Regions from separate parts of the Homo sapiens genome. Here region 1 is linked to region 2. A link is a contact called in ENCODE Hi-C or POLR2A ChIA-PET data. All regions are on one chromosome and are shown on one strand. Each heading gives the region's core, a stretch centred on a gene start or an enhancer-like site at or near the end of the contact. The rest is flanking DNA. Distances are from core to core; before and after follow the strand shown.

Region 1 (7,230 bases), core at 2,995-5,494, 38 kb after region 2:
TGCAGGCTTATTACCTGCAAACTTTAATGATTCTAATTATTAATAGTTATCATTTACTGATATCACTGCTATTACCCTTTTGCTGACCACCTACATCTTAAGTACTGTACTTGTTGTTTTATAAATGCTATCTCATTTATTCCTTTCAACAACTTAAGAGGTAGGTGTGTATTATATTCTCTTTCCATAGATTAAAAAAACTGAGGTTCAGAGAGGATAAGTAACTTGCCCGAGCTAATTTAGAAAGTAAGTGGCAGGGCCGGGCGCAGTGGCTCATGCCTATAATCCCAACACTTTGGGAGGCCAAGGCAAGCAGATCACTTGAGGTCAGGAGTTCGAGACCAGCCTGGCCAACATGGTGAAACCCCGCCTCTACTAAAAATACAAAAATTAGCCAGGCGTGCTGGCAGGTGCCTGTAATCCCAGCTACTCAGGAGGCTGAGGCAGAAGAATTGCTTGAACCCGGGAGGCGGAGGTTGCAGTGAGCCAAGATTGTGCCACCGTACTCCAGCAGCCTGGGCAACAGAGTGAAAAAAGAAAAAGTAAGTGGCAGGGCCAAAATTTGAATTTAAGCCTGTCTGATTGCAAAGCTATTCTGTGCTAAACATTCAAGTGAAAACAAGAAGTGTGGGCCCCTGGATGTTGCATCGGCAGCTGAAGGCTCTAATTAAGTGATTCCTGTTTGTCTCAGCACTCCTCCCGCTGCCCCCCGTGGATTACATCTGTGAGATGTATGAGAATTATGGGAAACGGGTTTTCCCCCTAGGGGAGCAGGTAAGGCTATTACCAGTGCTTCTCATTCAGGTCCCATCTCCACCCTTTAGAGCTGAGCAGTGCAGGTGAGAGTGGAATGAGGAGAAATCACTAACCACCAAACAACAGAAGTGAATAATGACTCTACAACTGCTGATGGAGCCCTGCTCAATATCAAAAACTAGGCCTTTTTCTATAAATTTAAGCAGTTTTTAAAACATCAGAGCATTAGAAAAGCTGGCAATTCAAGAAAGAGGAGACCAAACTCTGCACTCAAAACAAAATAGAATGTGTGTTTTTGTTTTTGTTTTTTTGAGACGGCGTTTCACTTGTCCTCCAGGCTGGAATGGAATGGAGCGATCTCGGGTCACTGCAACCTCCGCCTCCTCCCTTCAAGCGATTCTCCTGCCTCAGCCTCCCGAGTAGCTGGGATTACAGACATGCACCACCACACATGGCTAATTTTTGTATTTTTAGTAGAAATGGGGTTTCACCACGTTGGTCAGGCTGATCTCGAACTCTTGACCTCATGATCCACCCATCTCGGCCTCCCAAAGTGCTGGGATCATAGGCGTGAGACACTGCACCCAGTCTGAGAATGTGTTTTTAAAAGAAAATATCTTTCCACCACATATGAGATTTAGGAAGAAAAAAAAGAAAACATCCAATTCATTTTCTCAGTGAAAGCTAATACTACATCAGTGGAAAAACAGCAGGTTGTAATTTTCTCCATGTAAGCAGACTACAAATTGATACAACTTTTGAAGGACAATTTATCAAGGTGTTTAAAAATATAAATTGTGCATACTCTTAAACCTGGAAATTCCAGGTCTAGAATTTAACAATAAATTCTAGTAATATAAGTAAATGATTATATATATGTGAAATTACACACACATACAGCATTTCTAGCACACTGTTAACAGCTAAGAACTAGAATAAATCTAAATGTCTAACAGGAGTTTGGCTTGGTAAATTATGGTACAGCCCATACAATGAAATTCTATGTCATCATATTTAGTAAGTATATATTATTAACAAGAAAGATGTCTATAGTATAAAGTGGGGAAAAAACACAGATTATAAAACCGTATTTACAGAGTGTCAAAGGACAAAATTACAACAAATTTAGATTAAAGATCTCAATTGGTTTTATTGCAACTCTAGAATGTGGCAACACTTAATTTCATAACATGGAAAAGGTGTTCTAGTGAGCTGAGCAGAAGGGGTTGGCTTTATAGACATGGAAGAGCTGAAGAAAGCAGAAGCAAAGAAAAAAGAGCATATTAGTTGTTTCAAAGCTACTTTTTTTGTAAGATGAAGAGAGACAGAATAATACAAAAAATACTGATTATTTAACATGAAACTGCATCAGGCTTTTTTTTTTTTTTTCAATTAAAAATAGAGGCTGAGTCTCACTATGTTGCCCAGGCTGGTCATGAACTCTTGGTCTCAAGTGATCCTCCCGCCTGGGCCTCCCAAAGTGTTGGGATTATAGGTGTGAGCCACTGCACCCAGCTTTTTTTTTTTTTTTTTTTTTTTGAGACAGAGTCTCACTCTGTTGCCCAGATTGGAGTGCAATGGCGTGATGACGGCTCACTGCAGCCTCAACCTCCCAGGCTCAAGCAATCCTCCCACCTCCCTTTCCTGAGTAGCTGAGACCACACATGCACACCACCACGCACAGCTAATTTTTAAATTTTTTGTAGAGGTAAGGTTTCACTATGTTACCCAGGCTAGTCTCAAACTCCTGGGCTCAAGAGATCCTCCCGCTTCAGCCTCCCAAAGTGCTGGAATTACAGCCATGAGCCACTGCACCTGGCCTACATTACTTCTTTTACATAAGGATTATATCAGAGGAACGTCATTATCACGCTGATTGAAGATTGAAACTGGACTGTTTGGGATTATTGGCTCTCTCCTAATTTCTCCCAATGTCAGAAGACCACCTTATTTTAAGTTTGATGCTATGGAACTTTAGCATAGTTGACTCCATTTTGATTTCTGTTCTGGTCTGATGGGGCCTAGTACAGCTCACACCAAAACAATGGTTTCCAGTAATTTTTATTTAACAAGGGGAAAATATACTTTATTACCCTGTTGTTCTAAGGAGAGAATTTACATGGCTACCTGGTCTAAGAATAAAAGTTAGGCTTCCTATTTATTAAAAAGGAAAGCCAAAATCTTGAAAAGTGTTGGTAATATGGCAAAAAAGCAGAGAAGTCTGGGTGAATTTTTTTTTTTTTTTTGAGAGTCGTACTTTGCAACCAGGCTGAAGTGCAGTGGCACAATCATAGATCACTGCAGCCTAGACCTCCCAGACTCAAGCAATCCTCAGCCTCAGCCTTCCAAGTAGTTGGGACTATGGATGCGTCATCATGCCCAACTAATTTTTAAAATTCTTTTGTAGAATGGGGTCTTGCTATGTTCCCCAGACTGGTCTCAAACTCCTAGACTCAAGCGATCCTCCCACCTTGGCCCCTAAAGTGTTAGGATTACAGGGCGAGCCACTGCATCCCACCAAAAATTCTTATAACAAATCCTAATCCACAACTCAGAAAGCCACACTGTCAATACACATCTCAGATGGTTGCAAGGGCAGGCAATTTTCCAAATAAATGTTTTTCTGTTGTGTATAAAACTGTCTTGAATTTGAAAGATTGCCTCTTCCTTGCATAATAAAAATACAGAGTACAGTAAAAGATATGAGCAATAAATACCCCACATAGTATGGGGACATTTATAGAATCTGATAACACTGCCAAATTTCCACAAAGTTGTCCAGGCATGGTGGCTCACGCCTGTAATCCCAGCACTCTGGGAGGCAGAGGATTGTTTGAGCCCAGGAGTTTGAGACCAGCCTGGCAACACAGTGAGACCCCATTCTCTACAAAGAATAGCTGAGTGTGGTGGCATACACGTGTAGTCCCAGCTACTGTAGTAGGCTGAGGTGGGAGGACTGCTTGAGTCCAGGAGGTGAGGCTGCAGTGAGCTGTCATCACCGCACTCCAGCCTAGGCAACAGAGTGAGACTCTGTCTCAAAAAAAAAAAAAAAAAAAAAAAAAAAAAAAAAAAAAAGAAAGTTTCCAAAAAGTACGTAAAATCCCATGACTAAGTTTTGGCAAGTAAATGAGTCATCAGAAAACACAACATCATACTTTGAAAGTTATTAAGAAGATCAAATGATAAATACAAATGTAGAAATCTTTATTCCACTTACTTCTTAAATATAAATGGGATGACAAGTGATCAAACTGATCAGATACAGAAGATTTTGAGGATGGATTAAAAAGATTTTCCTTGCTCTTCAAAAAGAAATTTACTGTGTCCAGCTGACGATTTTCTATCCCGGCCTGAAATGAGGAGGAAAATAAAAATCAGAAAAAAATTACAATAGGAAAAAAAAATCAGGATTCAGATTTTTAAACAAACTTTAGAATTTAATGTGGTGAGACTACAGGAGGCAAAAGACTGCATGAGTACATGGGCTCCAGTGAGGATTTTGACAATGACTGATTATGCAATCTGGGGCAAGACTCTGTAACCTTTCTTTTCCTTTCTTTTTTTTTTTGAGTCAGAGTTTTGCTCTTGTTGCCCAGGCTGGAGTGCAATGGCATGATCTTAGCTCAATGCAACCTTTATCTCTCAGGTTCAAGAGATTCTCCTGCCCCAGCCTCCCAAGTAGTTCGGATTACAGGTGCCCGCCACCATGTCCGGCTAAATTTTGTATTTTTAGTAGAGACAGGGTTTCACTGTGTTGGCCAGGCTGGTCTCGAACTCCTGACCTCAAATGATCCACCTGCCTTGGCCTCCCAAAGTGCTGGGATTACAGGTACAAGCCACTGCGCCTGGCCCAATTTCTGCTTCAATAGAAACAGGAGGTTATTAGACTACAAAACCTTTTCAGCTCTACCATTTTATATTTCTACAACAATTCAAAGCTAAATATTAGGGATTACCCTTACAATTCAGTTATATTCTATTTGAATTAAAATGTTATGGCAGTACAATATAAAGTCCTACTCTGTCACCCAGGCTGAGGTACAGTGGCATGATCTCACCTCACTGCAACCTCTGCCTGCCCAGCTTAAGTGATTCTCGTGCCTCAGCCTCTGGAGTAACTGGGACTACAGGCATGCACCACCACACCCAGCTGATTTTTTTTTTTTTTTTGTATTTTTAATAGACGGGTTTCACTGCGTTTGGCTAGGCTAGTCTCGAACTCCTGGCCTAGAACAATGCACCCAACTCGGCCTCCGAAATTGCTGGGATTACAGGCATGAGCCACTGCGCCCAGCCAGATTCTCAGTTGTCTTTTTTGAGGCAGAGTCTTGCTCTGTCGCCCAGGCTGGAGTGCAGTGGTTTCATCTTGGCTCACTGCAATCTCCGCCTCCCAGGTTCAAGTGATCCTCCCACCTCAGAGTCCCAGGTAGCTGGGATTACAAGTCTGAACCACTACACTCAGCTAATTTAACAGAAACGGGGTTTCACCATGATGGCCAGGCTGGTCTCAAACTTCTGACCTCAGGTGAGGATCCTCCCGCCTAGGCCTCCCAAAGTGCTGGAATTACAGGCATGAGCCATCGCACCTGGCTGCATTCTATATTTTTAATAAACAAAAATAAAATAAACATTTTTTTTTTAAGTATGATGGCCAGGTGTGGTGGCTCATGCCTGTAATCCCAGCTTGGGAGGTCGAGGCAGGTGGATCAGCTGAGGTCAGGAGTTCGAGACCAGCCTGGCTAACACGGTGAAACCCCATTTCTACTAAAAATACAAAAATTAGCCAGGTGTGGTGGCAGGCACCTGTACTCTCAGCTACTCAAAAGTCTGGGGCAGGAGAATCGCTGGAACCCGGGAGGTGGAGGTTGTGGTGAGCCAAGATCATACCACTGCACTCCAGCCTGGGCAGCACAGCAAGATGCTGTCTCAAAAAACAAAAACAAAAACAAAAGAGCATGTGGCCTGAGAAGCCTAAAATATTTACTGTCTGATCCTTTACAAAGTTGTTGGGGCACAGTGGCTCATGCCTGCAATCCCAGCACTTTCGGAGGCTGAGGCGAGAAGACTGCTTGAGCCCAGGAGTTTGAGACCAGCCTGGGCAACATAGTGAGACCTTGTTTCTAAAAAGGTTTTAGTAAAGACCTTGTCTCTACTAAAAAAAATTAAAAAGTAGCTGGGTGTGGTGGCGCACACCTGTAGTCCTAACTACTGGGGATGCTGAGGCAGGAGGGTGTCTTGAGCCCAAGAAGTTGAGGCTGCAGTGAGCTGTGATTGCGTCACTGTACTCCAGCCTATGCAACCCTGTCTCAAAAAAAAAAAAAAAAAAAAAAAAAGAAAAAAGGAAAAAAGCCGGGTATGGTGGCTCACTCCCATAATCCCAGCATTTTGGGAGGCTGATGAGGGTGGATCACCTAAGGTCAGGAGTTCAAGACTAGCCTGACCAATATAGTAAAACCCTGTCTTTACTAAAAATACAAAAATTAGCTGGGTGTGGTGGTGTGCACCTGCAGTCCCAGCTATTTGGGAGGCTGAGACAGGAGAATTGCTTGAACCTGGCAGGCGGATGTTACAGTGAGCCGAGATTGCGCCATTGCACTCCAGCCTGAGTGACAGAGTGAGACTCCACCTATAAAAAAAAAAAAAGAAAGAAAAATTTGCCACCCTTAGCATAAAGCAGTGTGCATAAGAATCACCTGGAGAATTTGTCAAGCTGTGGACTGCAAAACCCTGCCCCTAGACCTTCTAATTCAATAGATATTGGGAGGGGCCTGACAATTTGCATTTCTAATCTACAGGTCATGGTGAGCTGCTGGTCCAGAAACCAGATTTTGAGAGCCAATGGGCCAAAGTTCTGGGTGTTAATATACCAAGGCAGGTGAGACATATTGGTGGGAGTTATGTTGGAGGAAGAAAAAACAGGACAAACCTAGGGTCCATGTGAGGTGACACCCGCCAAAAAAAGATAAACTAGAAAAAATTATTGGCCCGAGAGGAGACTATAAACAAACTATGCCTTCGTTCTGAGTGATGGGAGTAAAAACTAAATTATCAATGAATAGAATATTCTTGTTCTTATGATATATATACTAAAGTACTTAGAGTGAAGGATTATAAAGTTTGCAACTTTAAAATGGTTAAGAAAAAAAAAAAGGTACAATTAAAACAAATGTGGTTTCATCCTGGCTACCATGGTGAAACCCCGTCTCTACTAAAAAATACAAAAAATTAGCCGGGCGTGGTGGCGGGCGCCTATAATCCCAGCTACTCAGGAGGCTGAGGCAGGAAAATAGCGTGAACCTGGGCGGCGGAGCTTGCAGTGAGCCGAGATCGTGCCACTGCACTCCAGCCTGGGCAACAGAGTGAGACTCTGTCTCAAAAAAAACAAAAAAACAAATGTGGTTTGGGAGAAAGGCAGGTCACTTGAGGTTAGGAGTTTGAGACCAGCCTGGCCAACATAGTAAAACCCCACCTCTA
Region 2 (7,463 bases), core at 1,472-3,971:
GAGGTGGAGGTTGCAATGAGCCAAGACTGTGCCACTGCATTCCATCCTGGGCGACAGAGTGAGACTCTGTCTCAATAAATAAATAAATAAATAACATTAGCCAAGTGTGGTGGCATGTGCCTATAGTCCCAGCTACTCGGGAAGTTGAGGGAGGATCACTTGAGACCTAGAGGTTGTAGCTGTAGCTATGATCACATCACTGCACTCCAGCCTGGGCAACAGAGCAAGACTCTGCCTCAAAAAAAAAAAAAAGAAATGCTATTAGCAATAGCTTCACAGATTAAATCATGTACGTTAAAGTTAAATATAATTTCTTTTCCTTTTGGAAAAATGATACTCAGTCCAGTTATACCTACTCAACAATCAATTTTCTGTCTACTCTATACTTGGCCTATTGCACACAGGCAGGAAGCATTCCACTAGATGGTGCTATGACACCTTTATTATTATTTTTTATTATTTTTTTTGAGACATAGCCTCATTCTGTCGCCCAGGCTGGAGTGCAGTGGCATGATCACAGCTCACTCACTACAGCCTTGACCTCAGGTGATCCTCCCACCTCAGCTTCTAGAGTAGCTGGGACTAGAGGTGCGTGCCACCGTGCCCAACTAGTTTTTGTATTTTTTGTAGAGACGGGGTTCACTGTGTTGCCAGGCTGGTCTTGAACTCTTGGACTCAAGTGATCCATCCGCCTAGGCTTCCCAAAGGGCTGGCATTACAAGTGTGCGCTAGCATGCCCAGGCATAACATTTTAAACACACACACCTGGATAATCTGCTCTACTGATCCACCTTACCTACTGTTGCCTGTGGCACTGATTCATACATTTTATTGTTGTCAGTGGGAGTCGCTCAGTCAGATAATAGGAGTTCTGAATTAGAAAGTATGGCTCTGAACTGTAAATACACCACTTACTGAAGTATTTTGAGACCTTGGATAAGTTACTTAAGTTTTGTGAGCCTTGATTTATTAGTCTGTCAAATGAGAGCAACATCACTTCATAATATCTTTTTTTTTTTTTTTTTGAGACACGGTCTTGCTCTGTCACCCAGGCTGCAGTGCAGTGGTGTGATCTTGGCTCACTGCAACTTCCACCTTGCGGGTTCAAGTGATTCTCGTGCCTCAGCTTCCCAAGCAGCTGGGTTTACAGGTGCATCCTGCCACGCCCGGCTTTTTTCTTTTCTTTTTTTTTTTTGTATTTTTAGTAGAGACGGGGTTTTGCCATGTTGGCCAGGCTCATCACAAATTCCTGGCCTCAAATGATCCGCCCGTCTCAGCCTCCCAAAGTGCTGGGATTACAGGTGTGAGCCACCGTGCCTGGCCCATAATATCTAATATTATTTTCACATAGGATTATTGTGAAAACTCACTAAAATAATGTATAAAAAGCACCCTGAGGCTTGGAGCGGTGGCTCACGCCTGTAAATCCCAGCGCTTTGGGAGGCCGAGGTGGGAGGATCACGAGGTCAGGAGATTGAGACCAGCCTGGCCAACATGGTGAAACCCCGTCTCTACTAAAAATACAAAAAATTAGCTGGGCGTGGTGGCACGCGCCTGTAGTCCAAGCTACTCGGGAGGCTGAGGCAGGAGAATTGCTTGAACTCGGGAGGCGGAGGTTGCAGTGAGCCGAGATCGTGCCACTGCACTCCAGCCTGAGTGACAGAGCGAGACTCTGTCTCAAAACAAAAACAAAAACAAAAAACAAAAAACCACCCTGGGCCAGGTGTGGTGACTGATGCCTGTAATCCCAGTGCTCTGGGAAGATGAGGCAGGAGGATCACTGAGCCCAAGAGTTCAAGACTAGCCTAGCCTGGTCAACATGGCAAAACCCTGTCTCTATTAAAAATGCGAAAAAAAAAAAAAAAAAAAAGCCAGGCATGGTGGTGTGTGCCTGTTTTCCTAGCCATCTGGGAGGCTGAGTTGGGAGGATCACCTGAGCCTTGGAGGTTGAGGCTGGAGTGAGCCTTATTATGACACTGAACTACAACCTTACAACCTGGATGACAGAGTAGGACCCTGTCTCAAAAAACAAAATAAAATAAATACGACTTTGCTAAGTAAATGGTACTTTTGTTGTTGTTGTTGTTTTTGAGACAGTCTTGCCCTGTCATCCAGGCTGGAGTGCAGTGGCACGATCTCGGCTCACTGCAACCTCCACCTCCCAGGTTCAAGCAATTATCCTGCCTCAGCCTCCTGAGTAGCTGGGATTACAGGCCCACGCCACCATGCCTGGCTAATTTTTGTATTTTTAGTAGAGACAGGGTTTCACCATGTTGAACAGGCTGGTCTCAAACTCCTGACCTCAAGTGATCCACCCGCCTCAGCCTCCCAAAGTGCTGGGATTACAGGCGTGAGCCACTGCGCCTGGCCAGTAAGTGGTACTTCTAATATTATCATCATTATCTGTTGTTGGCTAAAAAAAAATCCAGGGATGGAAATAAGAAAAAGCCAAGAAGGGATATGCTGAAGTAATCTCTTAAGCTCTGGAAAGAAGTGAAGCAACTATCACTACCTTAAAGAAAAGCTGGAAACCTCTGATGAGAGTTTTGCTCTTTTGTCTTGTTAATAATGTTCTCCAGATGACTGAAAGATCCTCAAGGTTCCAGGTATGGTCCTCTGTTGAGTCCTGAATGTGTCCCATTGCTTCAGTTGCAACATTGTCCTCCACAGAAGTGATGATCCAAACACAGAGACAAGAAATGGCACTGGCACCCTGCCACGGGATAAATAAAATAACAACTAGGCCTGGATTACCTGGCAAATGTACAAATACTACAGATGGATATTTCCTGTTTAGAATAAGTCACCCAACTTAATTAGTTAAAATGGCTTGAAAAGCCTTCAAACATGAAACAAACTAATGAGCAACCAAGGGACTGTTCTAAACTGTCCTGCAGAGTGTTGCAGGTCACAAGACCAAGAAGCAGACAGAAGGGGGTATATGCAAAAGTCAGGGAAGTACTAATCATAAGAGAGTAGGATTGCCCTCCACTGATCTGCTGATTAAAGGACTGTCTGGAATGTCCCTCTTCCCTGCTAAAGAGGGCACTAAAGAAACAGTGGTGGTCAGTCCACCAAAGCGTCTTTCTCTGTGACTGCCAACCAGAAACCAAGGCTCTGATCACTTGAGTTCACTGAATGTCAAGGCACAAGAAAGTACACCAAATGGCCCAGAGCCTAAGCTAGAGAAGCACAAAATGTTGCAGTGAACTTGGAAACACATGCTGGAACCTCACTGTCATCATCACCCCACTTCTGATTATCAGCCTTTCCTGTCCCTCATTACTTATTCTATTGTTCTCTGGGTACTTACTTCAGGCTTCTCATGATCCTCACCTGGAGACATGAGGCCAGAACACTGAGGATAGGGGCCTGTTGTTTCACTGCTTCAACCAGAAGCCAGTGCCAGGAGTCTGGCTCCTCTGAGCATTGGAGCAGAATTTCAAATAAATCGGTCATCTCTTGTTTGCTTCCTTGAAGTTCCTGGGGGCACTTATTGCAGACTTGATCGCTGTCCATTTTGGAGGTGGGCACTGAGGGCAAGTTCTCAAAAGCCAGCCTTAAGTGGTCTTGAATGACTGGGCTGAAGTACTGGATAAGGGATTTCACCTAGAAGGCATATCAGATGATTAAACAGAAACCCAACTTTCAGTTTCAGCTGGAGCTGAAAATGTTAGAGAAAAGCATAGACAAAATTATGCTTTCTCACCCTGAACTAAGTCAGAGTGACTATTATGTAATTTTACAAAGCTGTATGGTGCCTTTTAATGAATTTTCATATTCAATCTGAAGTCACAAAAGCTTTTCAGCTCTTCAGTACTAGTGCCTTGTCTGATGCCAACCCACTGAAATCTTAGGAAAAATAATAGTATCATATGAAACAAAAGCCCATGTATCCAGTACGTATCCTGGTCAAAAAAAAAAAAAAAAAAAAAAAAAAAAAAGGCCTATGTCATGTCTACACAACAGAAAGAATGCTATCTTCTAAGAAGTGTTCCTATTTCCTTTTGAGTGACTGCTAACAATTAGTGGCTTACCTCTGCTGGGTGGTAGTTGTGGAGTTGGCTGTGAATAATGAACTGCAGCCAATCATTTGCTTTGGCACATTCTCTAAGGTAAGATATGCTTAGTTTCATATTGTGTAGCCTGCAGAACTGCACCACTAATGCCCATTGGCTGCTAGATTCACTGGATAACCTATAATCAGAATTAGAGGTGGGGGTGGTCAAGAAAAAACAAAAAACTCATTAAAATATAGCTTTAGCTTGAACTGGAAAATGAGTAAAAATGATATAAATTAAAGCACAGTGTATTCTCCAACAAATACTAAATATTTATTAGGCTACTTTGAAAAAAGTAGATTCTTTTTTTTTTTTTTTTTTTTGAGACAGAGTTTCGCTCTTGTTGCCTAGGCTGGAGTACAATGGTGCGATCTCAGCTCACTGCAACCTCCGCCTCCTGGGTTCAAGCAGTTCTCCTGTCTCAGCCTCCGAGTAGCTGGGATTACAGGCATGTGCCACCACACCCGGCTAATTTTGTATTTTTACTAAAGACGGGGTTTCTCCATGTTGGTCAGGCTGGTCTTGAACTCCCAACCTCAGGTGATCCGTCCGCCTCACATTCCTGAAGTGCTGGGATTACAGGTGTGAGCCACTGTGCCTGGCCAAAAACAGTAGACTTTTTCACCCATAAGGCAGAATAGCTAGCTTAGCATACTGGCACAATTCATTCCTTCCCCAAGTCATCAATCAAGTACCTATTTATACTGGCTGTGTAGCATCCTTAGGAGAACTGAGGAAGTTGTCAGTCAAGAAACTTTCTGAGCACTTATTTCTCTTGCTCTATTCACTTTAGAGTACTCAGAGGCCTGGTGGGTGCCTGGGCCTCCTCACCAGGGGTAGGGTACATGTTCCTGCTGCAAGCAGGATTCTGCCAAGAACAGAATCAGTGATAGGATGTACAGAAAAAGGGTGCGTTCTCAGGGTCTGGAGTGGTTAGGTCAGCCCCAGTGGGGCAGCATAAAGAAGGCATGAAGTGTAAGGAGGTGCTTTTACATACGGTCACTTCAGCTTCCATTATCAACTGACATAATAAAATGAAAAAAGTAAGGACATGACTTAAAGTCAAATTTTGGAAGACCCATCCTACATCATCCTCTTCTTCATTTTTTTCCAATCCTCCAAGACATCTGAACCCACATCTTCTGGCATTTCAACATGTACCATTTAAAAGACTTCTCTGACTAGCAGGGCAGTGGAGGAGACAAAGCTGCTCTCCATCTCTTGGTAAGTCCATCTCTAAAGAGAGAATTGCTATCTTCACCCTCTTTTCACTGATGGCAAGATGCAATTAAAATCATTATTCATTTACTGAGTATCTGCTACATGCTAGATAAAGAAGAAGATAAGGTCTAGGGGGATTTAGTGAAAACACCAGAGTTGTTCAAAGAAAAACTAGGCAAACACAGGTTGGCACAATAAGCTTGTTAGAAAAGAGGCTGAGACTGCAACTCACAAACCTCTTTATTTCCTGTTGCTGAATGCTGTTCCATGTACCTTCTTCTAAGAGAACAAGCAATTCTTCTGTGGTTGTCTTTTCACCATCAGCTAGTTTAGATAGTTTTTCGGCTGTAAGAAATATAAACAACAAAATATGGTGAAGAGAAAAAGTCAAAACCTGAGCATTTCTGTTTGAATAGTGTGGCTCAGGGCCATTTCAGAACCCAATTAAAGTGCCCAAGAAAGTGAGACAAAGAACACACACTCTGCAGGAAAAGGATAAAACCAAGAAGATAACCATTTTCTCCCCAAACACTCACAATTCAATGCCTTAGACCTCGTCACACCTTCTCTAAACAAAGCAGGCCAGATAAAAGGTGCTGTACCTACAGACTCTCTGATAAAGCTGTACTGAGCATCTTCATTTCTGCACTTGTAGCTCAAAATTATATTGGCCACTTTCATATCAACTCTGAGCTTGAGGCTGTCAAGGCCAAGCAATTCTAAGAAACAAACACATGCAGCTCCTATTGAAGGTATGTGGAAGGAGGAGAGCCCTATAACATAGGCTTCATTGCCTACTTGCTGGATCCTGAAAAAGAAAGGAATCAAAATCACATCAGCACATGAAAATTATGTCTCACCAGGAAAAGCAAATGGAATTAAATCAGTGACAGAGGGAGTGCCAGCCATGTGATTTGTGGCCTCCTCTCCCTTACCTTTTGCCCCTTGCACATACCCGTTTAGGTTCCTGGTAGCTTTTCAGTTGTCTTTTGGCCCAAGAGCCCCCCGCTTCCCTTAAGCTGACTTTCTAAAACGCTTAGTCATAGTCTAAACTATTCTTGCTTCCAACTTCATCAAGACATGAAGTACAACTTCTGAAAGACTGCCAACTTGTGATCTTATCAATTATGAGTACGTATACAAACTACGAAGAATATCAATGCCACTTAAATGTAAGTTTGACATCATGAAGCACATTTAAAAAAACTCATATAGGCCTTTTATAGGAATAGAAAATTTGGGAAAGACACAAGAAATTACTATTTTTTATTTTTATTATTATTTTTTTGAGATGGAGTCTCGTTTTGTAGCCCAGACTGGAGTGCAGTGGTGTGATTCTTGGCTCACTTCAACCTCTGCCTCCCGGGTTCAAGCGATTCTCCTGCCTCAGCCTCCTGAGTAGCTGGGACTACAGGCACCCACCACCATGCCTGGCTAATTTTTGTATTTTTAGTAGAGACAGGGTTTCACCATATTGGCCAGGCTGGTCTCAAACTCCTGAGGTTGTGATCCGCCCACCTTGGCCTCCCAAAATGCTGGGATTACAGGTGTGAGCCATCGTGCTCAGCCCACACAAGACATTATTAACCATGTTTTTACCATGTGGAATGGGAAGCTGAGGGCTATCTTTCATTTTCACCTTTCTGAACTACTTGAATACTTTACCATAAAAAAGGTATTACTTTGTTAATTATAAAACAAACCAATAAAGTAAATCTATATTTAGCTGTTCATTATAGTAAATGCTCCTCTCAATTCTGTGCCTTATAAAAATGAATAATTGAATTATTAAAGACATTAAATATAGAATTCACATCTCATCATATAATTCCCTTTTTTTAAAGTTCTGGGATACATGTGCAGAACATGCAGGTTACATAGGTATACATGTGCCATGGCAGTTTGTGGCACCTATCAACCCGTCATCTAGGTTTTAAGCCCCGCATGCATTAGGTATTTGTCCTAACGTTCTCCCTCCCTTAGAATTCCCTCTTTAACTGCTAATATTTGACAAACTCCTGTATGATTTTAAATTTTATTATTTTTCAAAACATATTTATGTTTTTTCCAATTAACAAAAATCACACACACTAAATGCCAAAAACTTAGGACACACAGGGAAGCACAAATGAAAACAACAATAATCACCATCCAAATGTAATCACTGTTAACTGTGGTATG

The links. A loop is a pair of places that touch in the nucleus more often than their neighbours do. ChIA-PET counts read pairs that join two places held with the same protein, here RNA polymerase II (POLR2A). Pooled maps may share reads with other maps.
Region 1: a map of naive thymus-derived CD4-positive, alpha-beta T cell shows a loop between it and region 2 (1.9-fold over the local background). The contact joins two enhancer-like sites. A Hi-C loop is called at or near these places in 8 of 168 maps with a recorded cell type or tissue (PC-3, gastrocnemius medialis, heart left ventricle and 3 more), 4 of 37 single-sample maps with no recorded cell type and 10 of 50 pooled maps. POLR2A ChIA-PET finds 5 or more read pairs at or near these places in 10 of 52 experiments (BJ, HCT116, OCI-LY7 and 7 more).

What each region holds. Positions count from the first base shown.
Region 1 is chr15:44,629,532-44,636,761 of GRCh38, forward strand. SPG11 (SPG11 vesicle trafficking associated, spatacsin) reads right to left here. Exons shown (of 40, transcript NM_025137.4): 8 at 3,974-4,106. Among named protein-coding and RNA genes, the nearest start is that of SPG11, 31 kb to the right of the region's middle. Within about 2 kb of position 4,245, at least 2 of the 41 ENCODE cell types and tissues checked have a DNase peak (open chromatin) inside an H3K27ac peak, as active enhancers do.
Region 2 is chr15:44,592,747-44,600,209 of GRCh38, forward strand. It overlaps SPG11 (SPG11 vesicle trafficking associated, spatacsin), which reads right to left. Exons shown (of 40, transcript NM_025137.4): 22 at 5,885-6,090; 23 at 5,519-5,627; 24 at 4,038-4,197; 25 at 3,337-3,609; 26 at 2,513-2,713. Among named protein-coding and RNA genes, the nearest start is that of EIF3J, 59 kb to the left of the region's middle. RefSeq lists enhancers at 333-432, 3,453-3,602. Within about 2 kb of position 2,722, at least 3 of the 41 ENCODE cell types and tissues checked have a DNase peak (open chromatin) inside an H3K27ac peak, as active enhancers do.